2 separate regions of the Mus musculus genome follow, and region 2 is linked to region 1. A link is a loop called in an ENCODE intact Hi-C map of the cell type or tissue named here. Cell type or tissue: left cerebral cortex. All regions are shown on one strand. Each heading gives the region's core, and the rest is flanking DNA. Links, peaks and the distances in the headings are about the cores only. Region 1 holds the start of Zhx2 (zinc fingers and homeoboxes 2). Region 2 overlaps Gm35682 (a long non-coding RNA gene).

What was found. A loop is a pair of places that touch in the nucleus more often than their neighbours do. Peaks named below come from ENCODE experiments on the same cell type or tissue, not always from the same donor. Only the 100,000 strongest peaks of a DNase experiment are listed, where the experiment ranks them.
Region 2: it touches region 1 in a loop (10-fold over the local background); 5 of 42 quality-filtered maps call a loop at or near these places.

The regions. Positions count from the first base shown.
Region 1 is chr15:57,690,383-57,695,762 of GRCm38, reverse strand. Zhx2 (zinc fingers and homeoboxes 2) reads right to left here and starts at 1,096. Exons shown (of 4, transcript NM_199449.2): 1 at 759-1,096. In left cerebral cortex, for the core only: CTCF peaks have their summits at 1,440 and 2,544; DNase peaks (open chromatin) are centred at 1,559, 1,783, 2,517, 3,633 and 3 more places; H3K4me3 peaks cover 2,723 bases; H3K27ac peaks cover 2,165 bases.
Region 2 is chr15:57,598,329-57,603,708 of GRCm38, reverse strand. It overlaps Gm35682 (a long non-coding RNA gene), which reads left to right. Exons shown (of 4, transcript XR_384108.2): 2 at 1,677-1,724; 3 at 3,433-3,619. Among named protein-coding and RNA genes, the nearest start is that of Gm35771, 22 kb to the right of the region's middle. In left cerebral cortex, for the core only: a CTCF peak has its summit at 2,975 (motif pointing left); a DNase peak (open chromatin) is centred at 2,948.

The DNA.
Region 1 (5,380 bases), core at 180-5,179:
CGCACTCAGGCCCTGCCCGCAGGTCCCTCGCCCGCCGCCCGCGCCGCGCTGCGCGCCGGCCGCCTGCAGCCACCGGGAGCGACGCGAGGAGAGGCAGCCTCAACACGGCGTCATGCTTCCTGCCACCACATTACGGCGAATCGTCACCAGGAGAGGGGAGCAGAGGGGAGAGCGGGGGAGGGAGGGGTGCAGCCACACGCAGCCCCCAGGCTTCCAAAAAGCGCCGAGACGGGGCCACGTCCCGGTGGAGTCCCCGCGGGACCTGCCCGGTTTGCACAAAGCGCCGCAGTTTGGCCAAGAAGGCAGGAAGCCGGCCACAAAATAAATAAATAAAAAACAGAGTCGAGTCTACGTAACGCCCTGTCGAAAGCGGACGCCATATTTTTTTGTGGCTTATGTCGACATAGGGAAACGTAGACATGTTTTTCCTCCTCCTCCTCGGTCTGGCTTCCATTTATCCAAACTTGTAATCAAAACTATTTCATAAAAAAAAAAAAAATCTCCGTACTCCTCTCCCCGAAACCGCGGATTTCCTCCCACCCTCAAAAAAAAAAAAAAAAAAAGAAGAAAAAAAAAGCCTGAACACCCCCCTCCCGCGCACCCCCATTCCTAACCCGGCCAAGTCCCATTAACAACACATTTTCGGGAGCGGCGGCGGCGGTGGGAAAGTTGGGCTGGAGTGGCGGGCGCCCGGCGTGTCGGGCTCCGGGCTGGCGGTGCCCGCTGCGGGTGCTCCGCGCCGGGGCGAAGTTTCTTACCTGCGCCGGGGCTGCGAACGCGGGGACCCGGGCTGGGAACGCGGAGACGAGGCACGGGCGTTCCAAAATGGAACTCTGCTGGCTCCCCCCACCCACTCCCCACTCCCCACCCGGCGCCCGACTCGGGCTCCGTGGGAAAGAGGTGGTGGTGGGGGAAAGCCAGCCTGGCAGACAGACAGACAGACAGATAGACAGAAAAAAGCCCCGGTACGGAGAACGGTTGATCGAATTTTTTAAAAGAAAAAAAAAAAGAAAAGAAAAAGAAAAAAAAAAGAAAAGAAAAAAGAAAAAAAGGGGGAAAATGCCTCGATCAGTGGGGAATCTACGCCAAAACCCACATGATCTGTAACGTCAGCATGCGTATTTGCATACGATACCACCACCGGAGCTGCCACCCGGGCTCGGGTTCCGCAGAAAGTTACAAAGTGAAATTCAGGCCCCCCCGCAGACTTCGGCAAAATGTCATTTTTAGGAGGGAGTTGCTGGTGGGGGGAGGCTGCCCCTAAAGGCTCAGATGAGTGGTCATCCCGGGTGTTGGGGGGGGGGGAGTGCTTAAAAGTCTGAGTCCAGTAACGGACTCATTGGAATTTTTGCGGGAAGAGGTGGGGGAGGCGCAAGCGAGATCATTGACTATTGAGCACGACCCGGCGCGCTGCCGCGGCCAAACCCTCTCGGTGCAATACCCATTTTCTTTATGAAAAGTTCAAGGTGTCACTGATGAGCTCAACAAACTGTTGATCCTCACCACGTGGAGTGGCGGACCGTGAGACCGCAGGGCGCTAGGGCTTGCCCGGCGCCAGCAACACCCCAGACTCCAGGTCCTTCTGCAGTGCGTGGGGGCAGAACGCGGGTGGGGTCGTCACGCGCCCTGGGCTCTGCTTGAGTTTCGCCCGCCTTCTGGCAAAAGAAAATAACAACATACTTTAAAACTTTTTTCTTTCTTTTTTTTTTTTTTTTAAATCGAGATGCGTTTTACTCCCGGAATAGTAATGAGAGGGCTTGGGAATAGGGCGGGGAAGAAGGCGCCCCACTTACATAACCACTTGAAGTTAGATCACTTTTGCTGGGGATTTCCGCTTGCGCCTGAGCTCAGTCTGGTTAAAGATCTTCAAACTTTTTCCCTCCAAACCCATAAACAAACAAAGACACCCGGGGAGCTGACTCAAACTTGTGTGGCCCGAATTCACAGCGATTCTCAGCTTCGGGAAAATGCACACGCCTGCAGCGCGCACACTGGAGTCCCCCAGAAGCGAGACGGGTCATTTTCGGAGCTGGGACAGCCGCGTTCCCGGCGAGAGGGGTCTCCAAACGAGCCCTCCATCTGCGTGCGTGCGTGTGTGTGTGTGTGTGTGTGTGTGTGTGTGTGTGTGTGTGTGTGGTGTCTGCCCTTTGCAGCCCTGGGAACCGTGAACTAGAGACCCGGCTGCTGTGCTCCGGCGATCACGCAAGGTTAAAATTCTCTAAGGGAGCATCCGAGGGAAGATGACGGACCTAGCAACCTGTCAGCGTTGTGCATTCTTGCTCTCAGAGACCCTTTCCCCCTTCGCAGATTCTGGGGGCGTTTGGGAATTTGTTGGGTGTGAGCGCTCTTGGAGCCCACCGTAGGGGGTGGAGGCTAACTCTGGGACCCAGATTTGACACTAGGAGTTACTGGAGAAAACAGAGGGCTTGGGACTTGAAGACTGCGGAATTGCCTCCCATCCTGCGGATTAGCAGGCGCATCGCATTCCGGCTTCCCAGCCAGCTCTGCTCCGGGGAATTAGAACGAACTCTAGCGGCCGCTTGCGACTCCGCTCGGGGCGCCAGGACAGCAACAGGTGGCTGTGTACTGCGGGGTGGCCAATGGCGATGACTTAGTCTAGAGGAAGACTGGTTTTGGGGGCTGATGGATGGTCACGGCTCTAGGGAGCCTCTGCTGGCATTTTTCTTTCGTATTAGGTTTTTTTTTTTTCTATTTAAGATTAAATCAGCGCGCATGCTAAATTTCTTACTTGCCTTCCAGCTTTAGTTGGGTTATTGCTAACTGAGGGTGGAGGGGTTGCCTCTCTCTTCTCCCTGCCCCCCACTCGTCTTTGTCCGTCTGTCTTTTTCTTCCTAGATAGGTTTAAAAGCCCAGAAAACCGGATTCTGACTGTGGACTGGCTTTAGTGCTTCCTTTCTTACGAGAGACAAAATCCGACGGGGTTCTTAGGAGGATTCCATTCAGATCTTTGTTGGTGACTATAATCCGGATCGTGCCCTGACTTTCTCAGACTCATCTGATACCTATGATCTGAGAGTCTTGTCAACTTTTATCCAACACCAGTATTTGGGGATCTTTAACTGAGTTTGGTGATTTTTTTTGTCAACTCTACACAATCTAGGGTCACCTGGGAAGAGGCAACCTCAATTGAAGAATTCCCTACACAAAATTGGCCTGTGGTGCATATCTATGGGGCATTTTCTTGGTTGATGTGTGAGCAGGAGCAGTCTACTCCGGGTCAGGTGGTATAAGAAAGCAAGCTGAGCAAGCTAGCCCTTATGCCTTGTGCTTCAGTTTCTGCTTCCAGGGCGTGTCTTTAGATCCTGCCTTCCCTTCCCTTGATGATGGACTTTAACCTATAAGCCTAATAGACCCTTTAACCTCTCGATTGCTTTTGGTCATAGCGTTTTACCATCTCAACACCAATAGTAACTAAGACACCCTACTTAAGGGTGTGCCAGAATAGTGAAAGGACAAACAGACAAACAATAAACTTGTCACCAGCTCAACACTTCTCGCCATTTATCTTGTTATGCATGCCCTTCCAGGTCATTCCACCAACACCCCCAGCCCTTTAAAATTAGGTATACTCAGCATGCTGTTTCCATGGAAATTGCCGAAACCTTAAAGAAGCAATTCCTATTTTGAGGCTCCACTTCCTCTTGATGAGCAATCACTTAGGAAGAGTCTCTATAAGAGAGACTTTCCTTGCCACCTGCTTCCAGCTGAGTAACAGGTTGTATATAGATAGCATGGGGAAAGCCAGGGTGAGGGAAGCCAGTGACCCCAGAAGGATCTGTACCTTCAGGGTGCACATCTCCCAGAGATGGGAGGGGTGAGGGCTTCTGTGCTGTAACGTCTTTAAATGGTCCAAAATTTAATAGGCATTGGATTCTCAGTGCCGAAGCAAAAACAGTAAAAGGAGGCTCTTAGAGGTTAAGAGCACACAGAGGATGGGATTTAGTTCTTAGCACTCACACTGGACAGTTCACAGACTGCAGGAAACTATGCCTGTAACTATTATAGGAGATCTGTTCCCCCGGTTTGGCCTCCTTGAGTACCTGTGCGCATGCACACATGTGTGCCTGCGCTCCCCCCCATGTGTGTGTGTGTGCGCGCACACACACACACACACACACACACACATACACACACACACACACTATTTTGATCATATTTATCCCTCGCCACAATCTTCATCACCTGCTGGTTCCCTTCCCAGACCCTATCTGTCTGTCTATCTATCTATCCATCCGTCTATCTATCTATCTATCTATCTATCTATCTATCTATCTATCTATCTATCTATCTAATGTCTGTGTGCTCAGAGTCTGTGTGCCATGACTCTCATATAACTGGTGGCAAGTGTCTTCATCTACTGAGCCATCTTGCCAGCTCCACCTTCTACTTTCATGTTCTTAAAAAAATCTAGATTCTGTATATGAGAAAACATTCACATTTGTCTTTCTGACTCTGGCTCATTTCTCTTAACACATTTTTTTTCCAGGTCTGCTTATTTTTCCTCCAAAAAAGGAAGGACGGAAGGAAGCAAGGAAGGAAGGAAGGAAGGAAGGGAGGGAGGGAGGGAGGGAGGGAGGGGGAGAGAGAGAGAGAGAGAGAGAGAGAGAGAGAGAGAGAGAGAGAGAGAGAGAGAGAAATACAAAACAATTGTCAGACATGCTTCCCATCAGGCACTGCAAAGCAATGTCCCAACATGTCATGCAGTCTGCTGACACCAGTGAGAGAAAAAGAGTCAAAAGGGCAAGCAAAATTCCAGCTTCATGAAAATAAATTTGACTTTGAGGATTTCATGAAAGGCTCTTGAGTGTGTGTGAGTGTGTGTGTGTGTGTGTGTGTGTGTGTGTGTGCGGATTCCAGAGTCTCTGGACCTCATGTTATTTATAAGCTTTGTTGATGGTGTGTGCCCCATCCTCACTGCACAGATGAAGAGGCACAGAGAGCTGTAGTAACTTGCACAGGCAAGTGGAAGAAACTAAGCTTTGTGAGTTCCTTAGAATCCAGAGGCAGAATTAATAATCCTACCCAGCCCCACCTCAGCAGGAGCAGCCTTACTGCTTCTGGGGACTGTCTTCCTTAATAGCAACAGGACTTACTGGGCGCTAGGCATTGCTTATCAAATCCTTAGACTCCCTTCGATTGCAATCACGATTTCCCCACTGTATTGATGACAAGAATTTAAGGATCAGGAAGGTTAAGAAATGTCCCCAGGGGTCTGGAGAGATGGGTTAGCAGTTAAGAGCACTGGCTGCTCTTCTAGAGGATCCAGGTTTGATTTCCAGCACCCACTTGGCAGCTCACACTAATCTGTGACTCCAGTTCCTGGATGCTCTCTTCTCATCTCTGTAGGTAGCAGGCACAC
Region 2 (5,380 bases), core at 58-5,057, 92 kb after region 1:
GGTTGATAAAACTTAGAGCTGAAAAACATACAAATTCATTCTCCCCCCATTTTGTTTCAGACAGACGTCAAGTTTTCCAATAGCTGTATTTTATGTTGTAAAATTTTACATCGAATTGAATTAAAATAAAGTTTCAGTTTCTCAGTAATACTAGACACTTTTGTGAGCAGCACACAGGCAAGTTTTGCTGGGGACATAAGTAGGACACACACAACTGAACCAGCAACCAAGCACAGTGCCTGGTGTGTGTGTGTGTGTGTGTGTGTGTGTGTGTGTGTGTGAGAGAGAGTGTGTGTGTGTGTATTCTTCTCTATGAGTGAGGACGGCACCCCTCATCTATTCTTACCATGTCCAAATACACAACATTCACTTACTACTTGCAAGGTTTTGGATGCTGAAGACAGGTGACATTCCTTAGAGAATGCTATCTTAAAACTGCCAATGGAAACAGCCTCTCCCCCTGCTGTTATGGGGGTACCATTGCCAGCTGGTGGAGTGGTGGGCACACCTGCTATGGGAAGTCTGTTTCCCTCTGGTCCCCCTTTGCCCTTCAGGAGGCTTTTGTGGAGGCAGTGTGGAGATGAGATAATGGCTGAAGGCCTGGGAAGGGCTGCAGGCCAGGGTTTTTCACTTTGGTGTGTGAATGGGTGAGTGCAGAGGAGAATTTTAGCGAAGGGACAATTATTTAATAATGTCTGTAGTTTCCAAAGTTGAACAAAAGTTATTTTACCCTAGACTTCATTCACCAACATATATTCCGTAAGAGTCTGCAATCATCACATTCAGAAATTTCTCCTACATGAAATGATATATGTAATTATATATGTACATACAACTTTCCACTTTCTCAAATAGATATACATGTATTTGTAAATTACATGCCAAATTCCTTCACTAGCCTCTTCTAAAAGTGTTTATAAAGGAAAAGCAGTAATATACACAGTTAAAAAAAAAACCCAACAACAAACCAAGCCACATCAAAATCACAAGTCCCCGTTCTTCCCTTGGGTATATTTTCCATGTGTTTAAAGCACTCGGCATCTACTAGCTGTTGAGTAAATTTTTCTTGTTGTGCATGGATGTTGAAGCTCAAGCAAAACCTAATAGCATCGGACACACAATTAAAGATGCAGCCATGTGAGGGGTGGGGCCATTGGACCATGGGGGTGGGCTGAGCAATATTTGTTTGAAACTAGATTGCTTTAACTATTATTTAATTTACTGTATGTAGTACTTAGAAAGTTTCTCTGTACTGTGTTACTCTGGAATCTTCTAGAAGTAAATTGGATGCAGTAGGGCAAGGAGGAATTGAATTTCATATAAGGATAGTGTAAGGGTAGAATATTGGTCGAGACAGATGTGTCCTACGAAAAGGAGGTGTGTGTGTATGCGCTCGCGCGCTCGCACATGCTTTGTTTTGTCCTGTGTGGTCAGACCGAATGAAATTCAACCAATAATCAGGCTAGTGGATTGAAATAAAGAAATGCAACCCTTATTTTCAAGGGGCTTTCTTTGGGGATGAGCATGTAGCCATGTGGTGAGACGACAGTACAGCCAGGCAGGGCACATTTCTTTTTCTCTTCTGGTCTGGATTGTGTATGTGGTCTTCTCCTGGGAGTATGATGAGGTTCTTCTAATAAATTCCACAAGGACACTGTTCTTTGATGTCTTTGCAGAGCCTGGAGAAGATCTTGCTTCTGGCCTTTTGAGTCCACTTAAGACAAGTAAGTATCTTTTTGGATGAGCTCGGTTTATGCTATGCAGCTTAGCACAGGCACAGCCCTAACTCAGGACAAATGAATTTTTGGATTTGAGTGGGTCAACTCTCTCTCTCTCTCTCTCTCTCTCTCTCTCTCTCTCTCTCTCTCACACACACACACACACACACACACAGTTTTCTCTGTCTCCAGCTCATTATCTCAGGATACTCTATGAGACAAAAGACATGGTTCTGTGTCTGAAACTGTCTCTGCTCTTCAGGCAGACTCATCTAGTCTAGAGGAGGAGGGAGCTATCTTCATTCCTAATTGAGGCTGTGGGGTCCAGGGAAGAGACCTGATTGACTGGTCTAGAGACATACTTCCTGAACAACCTTTCTCGCATCATGGACCAAGATTTGGCCAGAGCTGTGTAGCTGTCAATCAAGCTCTACTGAATGAAAATGAGGGGCATATTTCTAAAAGGGCAGAGGGAGAAAAAAAAGTAGGAAAAGGCAGACAGGCAGATGAAAATAGCCAATGAGTCCAGTGTGCACTGAAGGATCAGACATGTAGAGAGTAGAGGCCAGGGGACCACAGGGGGATTGCCACCTCTTCTGAGAAGCCTTTTCTAGGAGCTGGATTTGGCTTCTAACCTCCTTGACATGTTCTCTGTAGCTCATGACATGTGTATTCCCATTTGCCTCATCATGGAAGCTTTGAAGGTGAATGTCTTTCTGCTACACCCTGTTTCCTTCCTTCTGGTCATTGACACGGACTTACTGTCTGGATGAAGAAATGAAGAAGCAGGAGAGATAAAGACATAGAGAATGAAAGTCACAGGGAATAATACCCGTGGTTTGCTTGGAACCCCGAACGTGTAACGAAAAGCTCAGTGAACCCCAAAATGTTCGATGATGGCAGGACCTTGTTTTAGGCTGAACTTTTGTGATGGGAAGCAGAGAGCCATGGGAAGATTTTGATCAGGGCTGCTGGCCTCCGGAACGAACAAACAAACGAACAAACAAACGTGTTCCTCCAACCCTCGGCTACTTTATATCTATTTTCCATTCTGTTTTTTCCATGGTTCTTGGGCCGGCACTTCATATGCCTTGGGTTCCTTTGGCCTACGTTCCCCACGTCTGTATCTTTCACCAACTTTTACATCTTTACAAGCTGATTCCGGGCTCCTCAGTGCAGAGGGTGAGGGCGGATTGACCTTTGTGGTGCCAAGTGGGTATGGGGCTAGGTCCACCGGAGCAGCTCTTGGCTGCCCTCTTCTGGACTTTGATGGATACAGCATTGATACATCTTTGTGACATGAAGATTGTATACTTACATATTATTCAGGGGTTTTAATTATAAATCAAACAGATTTGTAGTTTAAATACTTGTCATCACTTTTTATTTAACCAGGTGATATTTTGTATATCCCACAGATATAGTTTTCATTAAAGAAATCTAAGCATTACATAAATGTAAAAAATGCTTGTTTTATTAACTTGTTTATCTCTTTCTTTCCTTCGTTTGAATTGAACTAGCTTTTATCTTAGTTGGAAGGCTGTTGGCAAAGTAGTGTGTTTGAACTTTCTCCTTAATGGACATCTTCTCCAATAAGGCCCAGCCTTGTGCCTTCATTGACGTACAGAAACTGTTAAGTGCATTTTTAGTATTTATGGAAGATTCTCTGTGATGCCGATTAGTGATTTTGATAACAGGTAATTGCTATTTCCAGGGAACTCTGGACTGTCACATGGATCAGAAACTTCCCTGAGACTTGCTGATGCCAATAAAGGATGGACACACATCTTCACTGAACAACTGACTGGAGTCTTGGCTTCACTAGAGATGACAGGATTACCTGCTTCTGAATAACTTGTTTTCTATAGGCCAGCATCTAACTTAACTGCCTTTGCATCTTGGTGAGCAGATACCTGCTTCCTTAGATCCCGCAGTCTTCTCATGGTACCAAGACTGCCTCTTGCTTTCCTGGGTCCATGTGTTAAAGACTTCCCATCTCACCCCACACATTCAAATCCAGACCATCTTTCTCGACCTTTCCAGACCTCCTTTGCAGAGGTTCATTCCCTGCATCATGTTCTATCTTTCTTCTCAACAATATTTCTGTGCTTTCACAAAAGTTACCGGCATCATTTTATAACTTTAACTTTTTTGGTAACATGGTATTTATAAATTTGGACTGCCATCTAACTTTATAGATGTTCATGCCCCATATGTTTCCTAGAATAATAAGATTTTAGTGCCAGGAACTATATCATATACTTGTTTTTTTTTTTTTTTCAGTTTCCAGAATGTTGACTGTCTATTGCTGTATTCAATATATGAGCAGCAAATGCTGTTGATTGATGGGCTGCTATGTCAATTGCTTCTCCTATCTCTAATTAGTATACTTGACTGATAAATTATTTACAAAAGACAGATTGGTACAGGCCATCATTAACACTTCCCTGAAATATTTTCATGCCTTTAGATGCTTCGCAGAATAGATCATCCAAATGGCTCTCTGTGTGTGTATGTGTGCACAATGCAGAGGGAGTCACAGTAAAATCAATCTTTTAATTTCTTGTGGATGCAGGATCATTTCAAACTTCATTCCATATTTTTTTAAACCAAAGTTTTACATGTAGTAACTTTCAGGATCAAACAATTTCGAAAGTCCAGTTGAAAACCACCATACTCCCAGCCCGCATGATTCCCTGTTTCCTAGAACGAGCAGACTCAACACTTTTCATTGGTTATTTTGACATGACCTTTGTGATACTGTTAAGTGTACGGATAACTTTAAGCAGTATATTTCAGCTCCAATTATGACAGCTATTGCACATTTGCTGATCATCCCCACATTGGCACAGTCATTATTCCACTTGTAATCTGCTCAGGCTAATGTTTACTGAATGCAATATCCCATCTACATGGACTCTATTCAGAGCCAAAGCACCATTACTTCTGTTGTTGTGAATGGCATCAGGATAACTTGGAGTTGGTAACCACTTTGATTTCTGTCATTAATTCATCCCAAACTGCTTAATAGTTTAACCCTCTCCTTAGCGCATTAGTTCACATCAGGCATGCTATTGTGTCATTGGGTCATCCATCCTGTGCCCATCTGAGCTGTTCTCCCCTGCACTATTTTTTCCCCTTCTTACCTGTAGTCTGACTTCACGACTATACTCAAACCCCCTTTCCCTGCATCCCTGGGACTCCCTTCTTCACTATCAGATTGATATTCTTATTTCAAAGCTTCCTCACATTCTTTTTCTAGGTTCACCTTATAATTTTAGAAAGGTGACCTTTTGGTTGTACCAATAAAACACCTGTGATTGCATATTGTGTTATTTTAAAAAAAGAGGCAGAGGTATTCACCCCAATTCTAGAGGTTCAGGAACACAGGTGCCAGTAGCTTCTTGGCCTCTTGGCTATGGCACTGCATAGTGGATGGCATTATAATGTCAACATGTATGAGGAGAAACCATACGGCTATATGACATTATAATGTCAACATGTATGAGGAGAAACCATACGGCTATATAGAAGGCTAGACTGGACTGAATAGTGTCTGCACTTTTGAAAAAGCTTTTATTATTATTATTATTTTAAAAACAACTCACCATTACCAGAACCTAGATGAATATTATTAATTACTTCTGAGAGCCATCTCCCGT